Linked DNA regions of Mus musculus: region 1 is linked to region 2. Evidence: chromatin loops called from intact Hi-C (ENCODE). Cell type or tissue: left cerebral cortex. All regions are shown on one strand.

Region 1 (8,000 bases), 54 kb after region 2:
TACCTAATTCTAAAACTTCCATAATAGCTGGTTTATTATAATTTTTTTTAGCCTCAATCTTGTTTTTCTTTGGTATATGGTTAAGAGGTTTCATGAACCTTTTTGATATAAATGTTTACGAGCAGAAAAAGAGTACAGTTCTGTGTAGTATTTCTGTTTGGTGATCAGAGAAGCCGGTCCTGCCTGCAATATAGGTGGGGATCTCCTTTGATGTGTTCATTAAAACTGAATTCATAGTCAATAGACAAATTATTAAGCACATACCCCATTAACACACCGATAAGACCACAGAGACAAGTGCAGAGGAACGAGACCGCTAACTCGCCTTTCGGGAGGCGTGTAAATAAAGAAGGTGGTGTTTTGAATATAGAGAAGCGAGAGAAGAGCAGAAATCAAAACCAGCTGCGACTTACTGATGATTCCACTAAAGATCTGAACTCTATGTTGGATACTAAGTAGTTTTCAGGAGAATAAAAACTAAATAGGACAGGCCATTCGTCGATAGGCGATTAGTAGGGACACCGCACAAAGGCACAGTCAGCTCAAAGGGTTGAGAACAGAGGTTTGGCCTGGAGTTGCGCGGGGAGATAAGGATGAGAGCCAGATGGACTGACGGGTGTTTGACAGAGGCATTGAAATGCCAGGCTGAGGAAGTGAACTTTGGTAGATTCTGGGAAGCCCTTTGAGAAGTCCGGATTAAGAGGATGATTGAGCAGCGTGATCAAATGGTGTTTCGGAGCGCTGGGAAAACACAGCTAGATGAAGGGAACCTGTATCCAGAAGAGCTGTTCTACCTAGGTCCACACAACTGTGCTCTAATCACCCCTGCTGTCCATAAGCTTACTCCAGTTCAGCATGCTTGTCTCCCAACTGCGGGATCAGCCCTGTGCCCAGCAGGGCGAAGCCTGACCCACATTCACTTGCAAAGAGTACTGTCACCATTTTGAGGACCGAGCATGCAGCATTTATCTTGTCTATGTAAAGGGGCTATTACTCCACATACCATCCACAGAGCTGTAGGAGGAGCGTCTAAAATAAAGGCTGGGAATACACTCGGATCCACACTTTTCCTTTCTTGGCTCCTATCCCTCTCTGTGTAATTCTTAGGATGCTAGCCACTGCCTTCAATTTCGCTTACAATTGAACCTGTGATTTGGGCAGGCCTGGGAGAAGGGAGGCTCATCTTTGAAGATGACTTCTGGGATGAAGCACGCAGTCGTATACCTGGCAAGCTAGTGCGGGCTGTCAGTCTGGTAGGCGATGAATCTCAGCTGCTTCTCGGTTCTTTTTATACGGGTTTCTTCTCACACTGAAATATATAGATTTTCTTATGACTTGACAGTTGGGCTTCAAGAGTAAATGCTTGAAGAGGAAAGAGGGGGAGCTGTCAGCGTCTAAAAACTGTAACTTGCAAACTGGCAGGCTTCACTGCCCTTTCCTTCTGTACAGTAGCCACGATCCTACCCAGCTTCAACAGGAGGGGAAGTAAACACCACCTTCTAACGCAGGAATTTGTCAAAAGAGTTTGAAGCCTCATTTTTGTTTTCTTTGAGACATGGTCTTCTCTTGAAGCCCAGGTTGGTGTCCAACTTACTCTGTAGACCAGGTTGGCGTAGAACTTGACACACTCCTTCTTCCTTTGTTCCCAAGTAATGGTATTACAGATATGCGTCACTGTATCTGGGTTGAAGTTATCTTTCATTAAACAAAAGTATAAGATTACATAGCAATTGGGCATTATTCTGAATTCATGCGTCCATGTCCCCTGTAAAGCCATATGTCATTTGGGCACTGACATGTGATATCTCCCTGCACATCAGGGGGAGCAATCAATGCTTTACATCTCAGGCAAAGGTCTCCTTTACAGAGAAACTGATTTCGGTGCTGAATTTACGGGCAATTCTTGACCCATCTCAGTTATTTTCAAGATATATTATCTGGTGCTTATAGTTATGATTAACTTGGTAGTTGACTAAACTACAGTTGAATTGGATGTTTCAGCAGGAATGACATACCCTAGCATATTTCAGTTCCTTCCATAAAGCCACTTGGAGTTGTTTCTTTCTATCTCAACACTTTGCTTTAGGCAAATTATTGCATGGATTCCTTCAGATTTCCCATATCATTTGAAGAACATGGTGTATGCTTGTCTTTTAAATTTCAAACATTATAACTTTTCATATTGTGTTACAGGGCGTGCGTTTATTTTCTTAGATTGGACTATAACTGGAAGGTTATAAAACCTTAAAAAAGATCCAATTCAAAGGAATAAGCAACATCATAAAAAGGTAGTTACTGGGTAAACATTTCTTATTGAGGAGAAAATATTGTTTCCTCAAGTCAAAATAATCTATTTGTAATAGAAGACTCTGTGTACAACAAATTGTGTTTAAGAAACGGATGATATTTTATTTAGGGGTTTTCTGTGAAAACAATAAAAGAATAATACAAGTGTAAGAAAATCCAGCCAAGTGTCAAAAAGCTGATTCAACATTTTAAAAACTAAACTATTAGATTCACGTGCCAGCTAGCTAAGGCTGTGTGACTGCGGAGGAGGTGCTGGGAAGCAAAGATGTCCCGAGTATACACGCGGAGCTGAACTGGACATAATGCCCTTATTCCAGGCATGGCTTTAAAAATGGGAGTTCGCAATGGTCAAACAGGGCTGATCATTTATTCTAAACTATAATATTAAAAACTAAAATATCCAATCATTCAAAAACCTTAAGGCTATTCATTTCTCAGCGGAAGCTCAATGACCACCAGTCTACAACACTCCACAACAGTCACAAGTCACCATTTCTACTGAAGCCTTTGTGATGGATGATTGCAGTTCCTCCAAACATCACCGAGTAAAAGACTAGAAAGAGGTGTCAATGATCGGTGATGAGAGAGGAGGAAGGGAGAGGGAGGGCACACATGAACTGTGAAGAATTCTTCCATTTGTGGAGGGGTTATTGCTCTACTAATTACAGTGACCACTTCAACAGAAGATGAAGACAACAGCAGCTTCCTGTCTGGCTGCACTGAGGCTGAAATATATGCTGGGAAGGGATTCAGCCCTGTCTTACACAGAAACACATTCAACCTCGAAATGTCAATGCTCTTCTACCCAAAGATGATTTCTACAGTTTAGGTAGCCAAGAACTGAGAGCTTTACTTTCCCTATCACTTGGACCTTTAAAGGAAGCTGCTTTTAGCATCTTGCACTTAATAACTTCTAGCCTTCATCGCACCACTAAACAGGCTGTGCACAGCTGCCTGTTACCCTCCAACCCCATCTAACTGCAAGCCTGGGACTTATCCAATACTTGGTGATTCCAGGCTGATGTTGGCTTGAGGTGTGAAGTCTGAGGACTCTTAAGGTAGGGACAGGAAATTGGGAATAAGGTTTTGTACAATAGGTGTAAGGTGAGGATACTGGATCTGAATCTAAAACAATACACTGGAAATCTAGGAATCCAACAAATAGTGGGGATGGCCCAGTGACTAAGAGTGCCTGTTGCTCATTCAGAGGGCTGGAGTTCAGTTGCCAACACCTACACCCACTGCTCACCACCACCTTACTCCCCGCTCCAGGAGATCCAGCGCCCACTTCTTGACTCTGCAAGCACTACAATTACTTACACCTGTGCGCACACAGACATATATATATACTTAAAAGCAGAAAAACTAGTCTTAAAAGAGTCCTATCCATCCACATAACGAGTCAGATACATGTAGACAGAGAACTTAGTGATTTTTAAAGCACTCACCTACCTTTGAAAAATTTAAATATAAATTAAAATGTTTAGGTGATCTTCAAGGAAACATTTCCCTTACTCAAATCTAGAGCTCACCACCAACACCAACGTCATAAGGAAAATGAGGGTGGACCTCGCAGCAGCAGAAGGTTCCCCGAAGCTTGGAGATGATACTTTCCAATTTAAGTGTTGTTTTTGTTTCTTTTTTAGTGTGTTTTGTGATACTGGGAACTAGGACGCCACAACGCTGCGCAGCTATTAATAGATTTGTAACAGGAAGCGGCACATTTATGTTCTCTCATATGTTACAAGGCCAGTCCTGAATAAAACTAGTCCTGGCTGGCGTATATCCTATCTTTCTATAATGAGAGAGAATAAAATAAACTTAGGCAAAATAGAGGATTGGTTGTTTTGGGCACATCCTGCCCCCTTTCGGTAGTATTGGGTTCAACCCCCCAAACAGCCCCTCCCCCAGAGCTCCATCATTGGCCTGGTTCTTACTCCCTCATTCTGCTTTCCCAGTTTCTCATCTTTCCAAAGCGGTTTCCCTGCGTTGTTACAAGTAGACAGAACATGCCTGGCACTGGGAGATCTTAGCTCCTCTGGACATGTCAAATTTAAAGGTAACAATGAATAAACTCAACGAGGAAATCGATTGCTAATGGTAGACATTCCCAGACAGTTAAGGTAGTGGAATGTTCTCCACATTCCCTACTGTACAGGCCTGGCCAGCTTACACTTAATGCTTAAGCTAAAGGACACTTTAAAAAAAATCAGTTTTCTTGTTTCTTACCTTAATTTCATTTTCCACAGGAAAGGAAAGCCCCTCTAATGCATTTTGCCCATTTTCTTAATAAAACAGTGACAAGAAAATGTCTCCCCGATCAAATGCCAATTTAAAACGCCAACTGACGTTGGTTCTTTTCACCTTCGTCACTAGTCACAATTTCCAAGACAATTTCCCGTTATGCTCTTTTACGCCACCCCCAAACCTCTCCTCTTTTTGGCATAATGAATCTTGGTGCAGATGAATCATGCAGGTCTGATTTAGCCTGCAAAAATGTCAGTCAAAGCAAGCAGGGCGCATGCTCAAAGCCTCCATGAATCACAGGTTTAGTTTTTGCCAAATGAAAGGCAATTTCACTTGAAAAAAAAAATCTGGGGAGATATGGCTTTTAGCTTACAGGGAAAATGTTCTAAAAATGTCTAGAGAAGGGACACACACAAACAGAGGAAATTTTTTTTTTTAAAAAAAGCATTTATAGCACATTTCTTTCAATTAAAATATTTCCTCCCTTAACTTCATCAAACCCGTAGTAAAAATTAGACTAATGAACTGCTGATGCAGTTAGACTATTGGTTAGATATTTAATGAACCCCAAGTCAGCTAGACTTTGTTAGGAAGAATTTGGTAACTAGATGTCAAATAGTGAGGGATATGATAATGTCTTCTAACTTCCACTTAAGCACCAGACACAGTATAAAAATATTATTGAGACTATTACAGATAATCATTTTGTAATTGCTGTTCTCATGATAATTTTTTTTTAAAAAAATGCAACCTCCATTTTCATCTTGGATCCAATTTCCACAAAAGGCAGACTGGGCTATGTTGCCATGACATTCCATTGCTAGCTCCAGCACACCTGTAAGGTTCAGAGTGCTTGCCTTCTTAGGATGATTGGCCATCCTGACTCACCAAATGCAGCCCAAGACGCTGCTCAACACAGCCCGCCTACACCAGCCTTCAGCTAATGTATGGCTGCACTAAATGATGGTTATCGAGATGGTGGCAGTCCCATTAGGCTGTCTGAAACATCTCATCTTTTTCTTTTTCTTATCCAAGATTGTTCTTATTGTGAACTGTGTGTGTGTGTGTGTGTGTGTGTGTGTGTGTGTGTGTGTGTGTGTGTGCTGTAGAAAAGAGCTGTGAAGGCTTAAACATTTCAAATAGTGTTTCAGATCAGGTGATTACAGTAAAGTGGAATGTCCCCATCAAGCCGTTCTGCCTCTCAGCTGATTACTACATCTAAGATCGGCTACCTGTCTAACTATTTGGAGAAGCCTCGAATCGCTCTCCTGGAAGTATTTGTAAGGAAAGAGAGCACAGAAATGGGTAGGAATATCAGTTCTACAACCTGCTGAAAACATGGTGCCCTATATAAGGGAATTTGCTAAACACATTAAGAGGCAACACAATGTCCAAGACTCAAAGGTGAGAAGAGGCAAGAATTCTTTGGATGCCCGTCCCAGGGGCACTGATAACCACGGGCTCTGCCCTGGCCACTCAGTTTGTGGAAGCAGGGAATGATGATTCCTACCCAAGGGTAAGGTACATACTTGATAAATCGTTTCAGTTATTAACTAAGCGCTTCAACTTCCGTAACAACTGGCTTCTTAAGAGTTGTAAGATTGAAATGATGTTTCAGAGAAATCACTTTTTAAATGTATTTATTCTGTGATAGAGTCAAACTTTAAACGGGAGGGATATACACTTGAACCGCCCCCCTGCTTTTAGACATCAAATGTATTTTCTGGCCTGCTGTACATCATATTGTTCAAGCATATAAATGTAATGCAAGAATTCATCAATAATTTTAAAAGACCAAGATGAACTTCTGTAAATTACAATTTATTTCTGGTATTTTACCCTTTTATCCAAGCTTACAAACTGATGCTACTGAGGAGATTTCAAATTGTTTTTTATCTAGGCCAGTTTTGAAGCTGGCCATTTTAAATTTGAGCACACTTTTATAGACTACAGCTTACTTTTAAAGTCTAGAGTTTGTTTTATTGATTTCAAATATGTCATTTTCTCAGCTTCAATTATTGCACGTGTGAGTGATGAAAGTTTAATTTTCATTTGTTGGAAGATCTATGCCTCAATATGCTTTTGACACACCCTGATTTACAGAGACTGTTATTAATTTTGAGTAAGTTTCATCAGGGAACTTTCTCCCTCATCTGCTGAACCCCCCCCCACACTTGCTCTGCGCCATGGATTTCAGTTCCCGAGTCTGACTGTGCCACTTCATATTCTTGTTCATTATGTCATGGCTAAAAGTAACATAACTGTGAATTTACACAATGGACTACAAAAGATATGGTCCTAAAATAGCAACTCGACTTGAATATTTCTCTAATATTTTTTTGCTAGATAAGACAAATCTCTGTGTTTCCATGATACCAACTTTCCCTGAAAACCTTCAGTTTACAAAAAGAAGCGCGCAACTACTTTGGGGAGAGTAGAACCTAGCTTTTGCAGATACTAAAAATTACAACTCTGGAAGTCTTTCTAAGGAAAAAGAATGGGATACTAAACTAAAAACTTCATTTTGAATACTAGCTTTGAAGAGACCTATGCAAATGAGCGGTCACATTTTAACCTTAATTCACCAATTTCAAGGCCAACCAGATCTTGGAGGTGGCAGTGGTTGGTTAGACTCCTTGACACCATTCAAGAGCACCCATTCCTGGCAAAGGATACTTAGCAAAGGAGTAAAAGCAACTACTGCTCAGTGGATATCTAAGATGTGCACATCCAGAGAGCCCTGAATACATATGATCTTGTAAAGTACTTGGCACAGGGCTGAAGAGATGGCCCAGTGGTTAAGGGCACTTGCTGCTGAGAGAGATGGTCCAGTGGTTAAGGCCACTTGCTGCTGAGATGGCCCAGTGGTTAAGAGCACTTGCTGCTATTCCAGAGGACTGCGGTTCAGATCCCAGCACCCATTGGGTCTGAAAATCCAGTCCTACTGGATCTGACACTGTCTTCTGGCCTCTGTGGGCACTGTATACATGCTGTCCACAGATGTATATGGAGGCAAAGTTCTCTGGTATATGAATACATTCACGATTTACAAAAGAAGAAAAATTTGCATAGTAATGAAATGAATTTTGTATTTATTTTTGTACAAAAATTAAATATTGGTTAAATATTACATGTCTCAAGACATAGAACATTTTTCATAGTATGGTAATACTATGATTTTAACTAACAGCAAGAATGCTACTTCATATAAATATGTAGTAAAAATCTGGGAGAGTATGTTTATGGCCATTTCAGAATTGTAGAAAACTATTTCCTATCAAACCCTAAGCCAAATTGTGCTTGATCATCTTTATGAAATTCACGTCAGCAACTGAAACAGTAATTTTACAAACCAGCTATTATAACATAATACAATCATGGAGTTAGGAGCTAGTGATTTGATAATTCCAAGAGATGATGGGAGGAACACATTAAAGTTACTGTTT
Region 2 (8,000 bases):
GGAGAATCATAAAGATATAGTTTAAAAATCTGCATATTATCATATTGGAAAACTAAAAGAAAATGGATAAAAGTTTGTTAATAGATATGACCCACTGACATTAAATAAATATCAGATAAGCAATTTAAAGAGACCCATGACCCCTAGTGAAATACAATCAGTAATTAAAATTTGCCTAGCTTCCTTCCCCCACTCCCCAAAAAAAAGCCCAGGGCCAGAGTGATTCTGCATAGAATTCTACCAGGCTATCATAGAAGAATTAATGCCAATACTCTTCAAATCATTTTCCAAAAGAGAAACTGATGGAACATTGCCTAACTCATTTTATGGGACCACAATGACCCTGATACATAAACCATACAAAGACCCAACAAAGAAAGAAAATTACAGACCATTTTCCCTTATGAGCAAAGATGCAAACATTCTCAATGAAAAACTCATAGATCAAATATCGGAACATATTTAAAAGATTATCCACTATCATTTTGGATTCCATGTGTGTGCATCTTACTGAATATTTTTGTATCTATACACATAAGGGGAATTGGTCTGTGATTCCCTTTCTTTGTTGAGTCTTTATGTGATTTGGGTATCAGCATCAGGGTGACCATGGCCTCATAAAATGTTTGGCAATGTCCCTTCTGTATGGATTTTGTGCAATAATTTGAGGTACTGGTGTGAAGTCTTTTTGAAAGTTTGGTAAAATTCTGTGCTAAAACCTTCTGGCCCCCGAGAATCTTTTTTTGGGGGGGGGGTTGGAAGATTTTAATGACTGCTTCTCTTTGACTAGGTATTATAGGTCTATTTAAATTATTTATCTGATATTGATTTAACTTTGGCAAGTGGTACCTAATAATAAAATTATCCATTTCTTTTAGATTTTCAAATTTTGGTGGAGCATAGTTTTTAAAGTATGTCCTTATGATTCCCTGAATTTCCTCAATGCCTGTTGTTAGGTCCCCCAGCCCCTTTTTCGGATTTTATTTTTGGTTGGGAGCCTAGCCTTTAACAGATGAGCCATCTTTCCAGACCATTGCTTTTGAATTTATTAATTTAGACATCCTTTCTCCATCTTATAGGGGTTTGTCTACCTTGTTGATTTTCTCTTTGCTTCACTGATTCTTTGTATAGCCCAGTCACCTTCATAGAGGCTTCCTCCCACAGCAGATGGGAGCAAGCACAGAGCCCCACAACCAGACATTACACAGAGAGAGTCTAAATTGGAGGTCTCTAGGGGCCTCTTCCATCAGAGATTGGTGAACCCCATGGAAGAGAAGAAGGAAAGATTATAGGAGTCACAGAGGATGAGGAACATCTGGAGAACATGGCTCACTGCATCAACTAAGCAGGGCTCACATAGGCTCACAGAGACTGGAGTTGCAAGCATGGGGCCTACATGGGTCTGTACCAGGTCTTCTGCATATGTTACCTTGGTGTTTTCTGTGGGACTCCTAACAATGGGAGAGAGCATATCTCTGACTCTTTGCCTGCTCTTGGGACTCTTTATACCTTAATGGGTTGCCTTGTCCAGTCTCGATGAGGGCTTTTGCCTTGCTTGGTTGTCATCTCTTGGAGGCCTGCTCTTTTCTGAAGAGGAAATGGAGGGGGAGTGGACCTGTGGTAGTGGGGAGGTGAGTGTGTGAGGGATCTGAGAGGAGTCGGGGAGGTGGAAACTGTAGTTGGGATGTATTGTATGAATCTATTTTCAATTAAAAAAAAAAGATTATCCACCATGATCAAATAGGCTTCATCCCAGATATGCTGGTGTGGTTCAACATATGTAAATCAATAAATGTAATCTACCACATAAGCAGACTGAAAGACAGAAACCACACAGTCATCTCATTAGACAAAGAATAGGACTCTGACAAAAATCTAATACCCCTTCATGATAAAATTGTGGAGAGATTAGGGATGCAAACATAATAAAGGCAATATGCTGCACATCCATATCCAATCTCAACATAAATGGTGTGAAACTCAAAGCAGTCCCACTAAAATCAGGAACAAGACAAGGCTGCCCACTCTTCCTCAGATCGACGTAACAAGTGCTTGCTGTCTTAGCTAGAGCAGTAAGACAACAGATGATGAAGGGGAAGAGGAGGAGGAAGAGAAGGAGGAGAACGAGGACCTCTGTGAGTTTGTCCAAAGCTGTAAAGTGAGCTCTAGAAAAGCCAGGGTTAACAGAGAAATCCTATCTCAACAAACAAACAAACAAACAAACAAATGAAAACCAAACAATCAAAAATCGTACTACTTCATACTACTTTCAGCCTGACCATGGTAGCACACATCTTTAACCCCAACACTTGGGAGGCAGAGGAAGGCAGATCTCTGGGTTCCAGGACAACCTGGTCTACAAAGCGAGTTCTAGCACTGCCAAGGATACCCAGAGAAACCTTGTCTCAGAAAACAAAACAAAACAAAACAAAACAAAGCACAAACAAAACAAAACAAAACAAAAAATGGAATAATTCTAGCCAAGCAAATGAAAGACTTGTTATGAAACCTTTAAGACAAAAGAAAAAAGAAACTGAAGCCATCAGAGGATGGACATTAATTAATCTGTGCACCAATTAATGCTGTGGTGCATCTGTACATTCGTTTCTCATGGAGTTTGGTGAGGGCGCTCGCTATGCAGCTGCCATCACCAACATCTGGGAAGAGAGATCGCTCTTTAGGACCATAGCTCACCTCTATAATTTTTCTCCTTGAACTAGCAACTCTGATGGTGATTTTTCTCCTTAAGAAAAGACAAAAACTACTTACTGCTAAATCTTCAGCTAGATCAGCAGTCTAAAGAACGGAGTAAGCAGTGCCTGGGATTTTCTTCGCACTTGTTATCCACATAATTCACTGCTCCACCTTACTTTACAGGTCACAGAGCTTCCAGGGAAGGCCATCCCTGTGTGGCACGCGGAACAGTGGAGGCTGAGCTCACGGTAAGACCTCAGGGTTCTAGGAGGCATCAACTTTCCTTTCTCTTTGCCTTTGAGGTCACATTCTTTTCAGAAACTGAAATTTTGTGTCTTTTCTTTTATAAAAACAAGAGTGCCAACTACTGTTTATTGGCATTTATCACCTGCTGGCTGGCTGTGCCTTTGGGAAGACTGAATAGTAGGTGGGTGGGGGAATGTTTCCATCAATGTTTTAAAAGTAACAATTGGCTCCTGTCACTACAAGGAAAGAGGATACACATTGAGGCTGAATTCCAAATTTCAGAGATGGAAACATGAGAGGAGGCAGGGGAGTGCCATATGAGGTGACAGATTGTTCTACAATGTATACAGCCTATCAGAGAAGAAACAAGGGTGGTGTTGCTTAATTCAGATGCCAGATCTGGAACGAGCCTCATATCTGCTGGGACTCTCCTTTATTCAAAATGTATAGAGGCTGAGCACGCTGCTTAACCAGATGAGCCTATACAGGAATAGGCCTAGAGAATGAGCCTATAGAGGAAGAAGCCTATAGAATGAGCCTATAGAGACAGATACTTGAGTCTGGTGCTCACCAGCACACTGGTAAGCACCTCACAAGTGGCCACACTGTTTTAGCATCTATAATCCTGGACACATGTAATCCATTCATTTTGCAGATTCTTAAGTTCAAACTTTGGACACATTACGTTACCATTAGGCACAGTCATGGACGTGACAGACAGGATCTTTCACAGAAGGGAAAAGAATGACTAAGAAACAATGGAGATGTGAGGGCAGCATACTAGGGGAATCTTGGATGACGGGAGGGCTACACTATAAGCGGTGACTAGGAAACACCCCGCAGAAGTCAGGCTGAACATGTCTTAAATGAGGATGCAAAGTCAGATGACATCCTAGAAGCTAGCAGGGAGAGGTAGCAATGGTGTATAGCAAGGACATTAATGGATTGACTTGGGAAATGTGTGTGTGTGTGGGGGGGGTGGTGGTGTGAGAGGGTGTGGTAATATGTATGTGTGTGTATGGTGTGGTGTATATGTATGCATGCTTGCATTTTTGTGTGGTGTGTGTGTGTGATATGTGTGTCTGTGTGTGTGTCTGTATTATTTCGCCAGCTTCATTGTGCTACTTGGTATGCAGGCAGGAGGCAGAGAGGGAGAAAGAGAGCTAGACTCAAGGCTGGAGGACTTCTGAGAGGTAAAAGAAAGGAGAGAAAGTCTCTGATGGGTGTGACAGGGAATCAGACGTACGTAGGTGCAGCAAGACCAGAGTCAGCACTAAGGCAGTGATAATGCCTGTAGGGCCAAGCCTAGGAGGGGAAGATGATCTGAGAAAGCAGGGTAGAGTCTGGGCAGAACACATGGAACCCAGCAAATGGGTCCCACTCCCTTCTGTCCAGGGTTCTAGGGATACCAACCATGAACAGTGGCTTCTGCCCGGACCTGTCAGACTATGGGTAGACCAAAGAGGTTGAGAATATAAGGCTTTCTCTAATGACGGACTCTGTGATCTGAATGCAAGGCAGAGGAGTCTTAGAGCACAGGGCTGGCCCTGAGTGCTAGTTTTGAACAAGTACGTGTGCACCAGGAATGTGAGCGCTAAGGGGTCATGGAAGAGTTATAGCTAGATCTGGTCACTATAGAATCTAAAATAACATGGCTCAGGGACAAGATGCTTTGAGATATGTTGTAGAAAGTGTAATAAACATGAAGGACTAGTGCAGTGGCTGGGAGCTGTCTCCAGTGGGATTGGCAGGGCACTGAGCACAGGCCGAGTGTAAAGGTTGAGACATGGAGACGCTGCCAGCCCGAGGTGACTTAGGCACGCTATGTCTGGTTATAGGCAGGCATCCACTGGGTACAGGCGTGACGAGATCAAGCAGCAATGACAGAGGTGAACTGGGGGAGAGGTCAAAGGAACAGGCTCAGAGACTGTGGTGGTTTGAATAGGAATGCCCCCTCCCATGGACTCACGTGTTTGAATGTTTGCTCCCCAGGGAGGAGCACTATTAGGAGGTGTGGTCTTGTTGGAAGAAGTGTATCACAGAGGGGCAGGCTCTGAGGTTTCAAAGCTCAAGTCAAGCCCAGAGCCACACTGTCATCCTGCTGCCTACGAATCCAGATGCAGAACTCTCGGCTACCTCTCCTGCACCACGCCCTCCTGCATGCTGCCATGCTTCCTGCCACGATGACAACGGACTAAAACCTCTGAGCCAAAGCTGGCCTCAGTTGAATGCTTTCCCTTATAAGAGTTTCTGTGGTCATGGTGTTTCTTCATAGCCATAAAACCTTATGACAGGCACCACCACCACCCCAATCACTCCCTGACTCGGCCACTGGGATCCTGACGCAGGCCCTAGCTGTTCCGTGTCTTCATCTGTGAACTGATAAAATGGTTCCTGCCTACTTCACAGGATTGCTGTGAAGAATAAATAAGCAGATGAAATAAACAGTGAATTTGGGATCCTGCCTGGTGTAGGGAATGCTGAATGTCATGCAACTCTTTACCTTTCTGGGGTGTTTTATGACCCACTGGCAAACGCGCACTTGCACAGCAACACCAGCATGGGGGAAGCTCTTGCAGGCAGGCTCTCAATTCAACGCAATAATGAGCCTGACTCCTGGCTCTGTCACCTAACAGAAAGTGGGATTTCAGGCAAATGGTCAACTCTTTCTAGTCCCAAGAAATTCTACACAAGAAAATAGAGCAATAAAAGTGCCAGTGACTCATGGGGCTTTGCAGAGGCAAGCTACATACATTACACAAATCACCCCCCACCCCCTACACGCACACACTGTGGCACAGAATAGGCATTCAGTCAACTCCTGTCTTATTCTTTTCCCTTTAACCTTCCTGCTTATTATAACTGAACACCATAGTCTTTGCTTTGCTATTCTGACTTCCTTTTCCATATATTCGAGGGAATTAAAATATAAACCTCAACGACATATTGTACTGGCTGGTTTTGTGTCAACTTGACACAAGTTGAAGTTATCACAGAGAAAGGAGCTTCCGTTGAGGAAATGCCTCCATGAGATCCAACTGTAAGGCATTTTCTCAATTAGTGATCAAGGGGGAAAGGCCCCTTGTGGGTGGGACCATTCCTGGGCTAGTAGTCTTGAGTTCTATAAGAGAGCAGGGAAGCAAGCCAGTAAAGAACACCCCTCCATGGCCTCTGCATCAGCTCCTGCTTTCTGACCTGCTTGAGTTCCAGTCCTGCATCCTTTGGTGATCAACAGCAATGTGGAAAGTGTAAGCTGAATAAACCCTTCCCTCCCCAACTGCTTCTTGGTCATGATGTTTGTGCAGGAATAGAAACCCTGACTAAGATACACATATGTTGGCACAAAAACACTTAGAACACTCCCTGTCCCTCTGGAAGGGAATTCTCTTGTTGCCTAATGGCCTCTCTTGACTGTTGACTTTTGCATGTGGAAACTCTGGGTCCTGCTCTGGTTAGGGTCAGGGTTAGCCTGTGCAGGGTAGAGTGCATGAGAGTGAAGACAGTGCAGGGTAGAGTAGGTGAGAGTTAGCCTGTGCAGGGTAGAGTGGATGAGGGTTAGCCTGTGCAGGGTAGAGTGGGTTAGGGTGAGGGCTAGCCTGTGCAGGGTAGAGTGGGTGAGAGCAAGCCTGTGCAGGGTAGAGTGGGTGAGGGGCTGAGGCAATTCAGCATTAGGAAGGAGTGGGTGTGGAACCAGAAAACACAGCACAAGTGAAGACCACAGGAGGGAGTCACTGTGTGCAGAGAAATGGAGTGCACGGTAAGGACCAGCATAATGCCTAAGGTTTTCTCTGCCTGCGAATGGAGTAGCAAAGTTAGGTCCAAACCCAGCCCCACAGGAGATTCGAGACACCCGAGCGGCCAAGACCTGAAACTTGGGAGCGTGAGTGTCTTTCACACTTGAAGAAATGAAGCAAGGCGAGGAGAATATCCCGAGCCCCTCCTCTCCATCCTCAGCACTGCCCTTTGGTTCTGGTGGTCAAGTGGGCAGGGATGACTGCCAGCCCCTGCCTAGCATTACACCTCCAGCCAGGATGTCCTGCCTCTTGGCTTCATATTAAGAGGGTCATAGCTCACCCACAGAGTCTAAACCAGGCTAAGACAGAAACACACACCAATTTCTTCAGTTGTAGCAACTCCCAGCTCTCGAGGGTTCTGGGACCTCAGCTTTCCCCCTTTTATTTACTTCATAAAAGGGGAGTTTGCACCCACTAATCTCTGTAAGTAGGTCCATATTTTCCGAGATCACCTCAAAAGATGACTATTTGAATAAGGTGAAATTATTATTTGTCAGAGAATTTAATCATATTTATTTTTCTTGATATTTTGTGTAAAGTTTCACAGTGCCTTTGGTTAGCAGCATGTAGCTAAGGAAACTTTAGTGTCTTTTTCAGTATTGGTTCAGTTGACTGTTCTTTCTCTAACAACTAAATCTCCTTTGACTCTGAAAGCTACTGTGTGAAGTAATAAGAGGAACAAGAGAATATGACATATTCTCCGACTTCGCAGAGTTAAGACTTATTTGTAGGTACAGTGTAGCTAGCACCCTCCTTCTCTACCGGTGGGCACACTACACCCTACTCTATCTCACTCCCAAATCCTTCCAACTGGAAGAACACTTATATGCATTCACGTGGATGCGGGGTTTTATCATGATGATCATTCATTCTGTACTCACATACTTTTATTCTCGTTAATTAAAGTTAGAAAACACATTGGGCTGACAAGATGCATGCCTAGCAGCATGAGACCGTGGATTCAGTCCTCAGTACACGCACACACACACACACACACACACACACACACACACACACACACAGAGAGAGAGAGAGAGAGAGAGAGGGAGAGAGAGAGAGAGACAGAGAGAGACACAGAGAGAGACAGAGAGATACAGAGAGAGAGAGGCTTTAGCATGGTGGCATAGTCTCTTGATCCCAGCATGGCAGGGGCAGGAAGGGCAGAGGCAAAGGGGACAGGTGGATCCCTGTGAGCTTGAGGCCACCTTGTCTATAGTTCCAGGTCAGCCATAGCTGCACAGTGAGGCTGTGTAGCTGAATAGTGAG

What was found. A loop is a pair of places that touch in the nucleus more often than their neighbours do. Peaks named below come from ENCODE experiments on the same cell type or tissue, not always from the same donor. Only the 100,000 strongest peaks of a DNase experiment are listed, where the experiment ranks them.
Region 1: a loop joins it to region 2, with 2.5 times the contacts of the local background. A loop is called at or near these places in 2 of 42 quality-filtered maps.

Annotation. Positions count from the first base shown.
Region 1 is chr19:57,966,745-57,974,744 of GRCm38, reverse strand. All of the region lies in intron 27 of Atrnl1 (attractin like 1), which reads right to left. Among named protein-coding and RNA genes, the nearest start is that of Gm52385, 45 kb to the right of the region's middle. In left cerebral cortex, a CTCF peak has its summit at 4,145; DNase peaks (open chromatin) are centred at 4,020, 4,195, 4,775, 5,428 and 2 more places; H3K4me3 peaks cover 750 bases; H3K27ac peaks cover 2,561 bases.
Region 2 is chr19:58,020,517-58,028,516 of GRCm38, reverse strand. All of the region lies in intron 27 of Atrnl1 (attractin like 1), which reads right to left. Gm32980 (a long non-coding RNA gene) reads left to right here. Exons shown (of 6, transcript XR_003952872.1): 5 at 2,878-2,942; 6 at 4,933-8,000. Among named protein-coding and RNA genes, the nearest start is that of Gm32980, 19 kb to the left of the region's middle. In left cerebral cortex, no CTCF peak of the experiment used is centred here; a DNase peak (open chromatin) is centred at 3,281.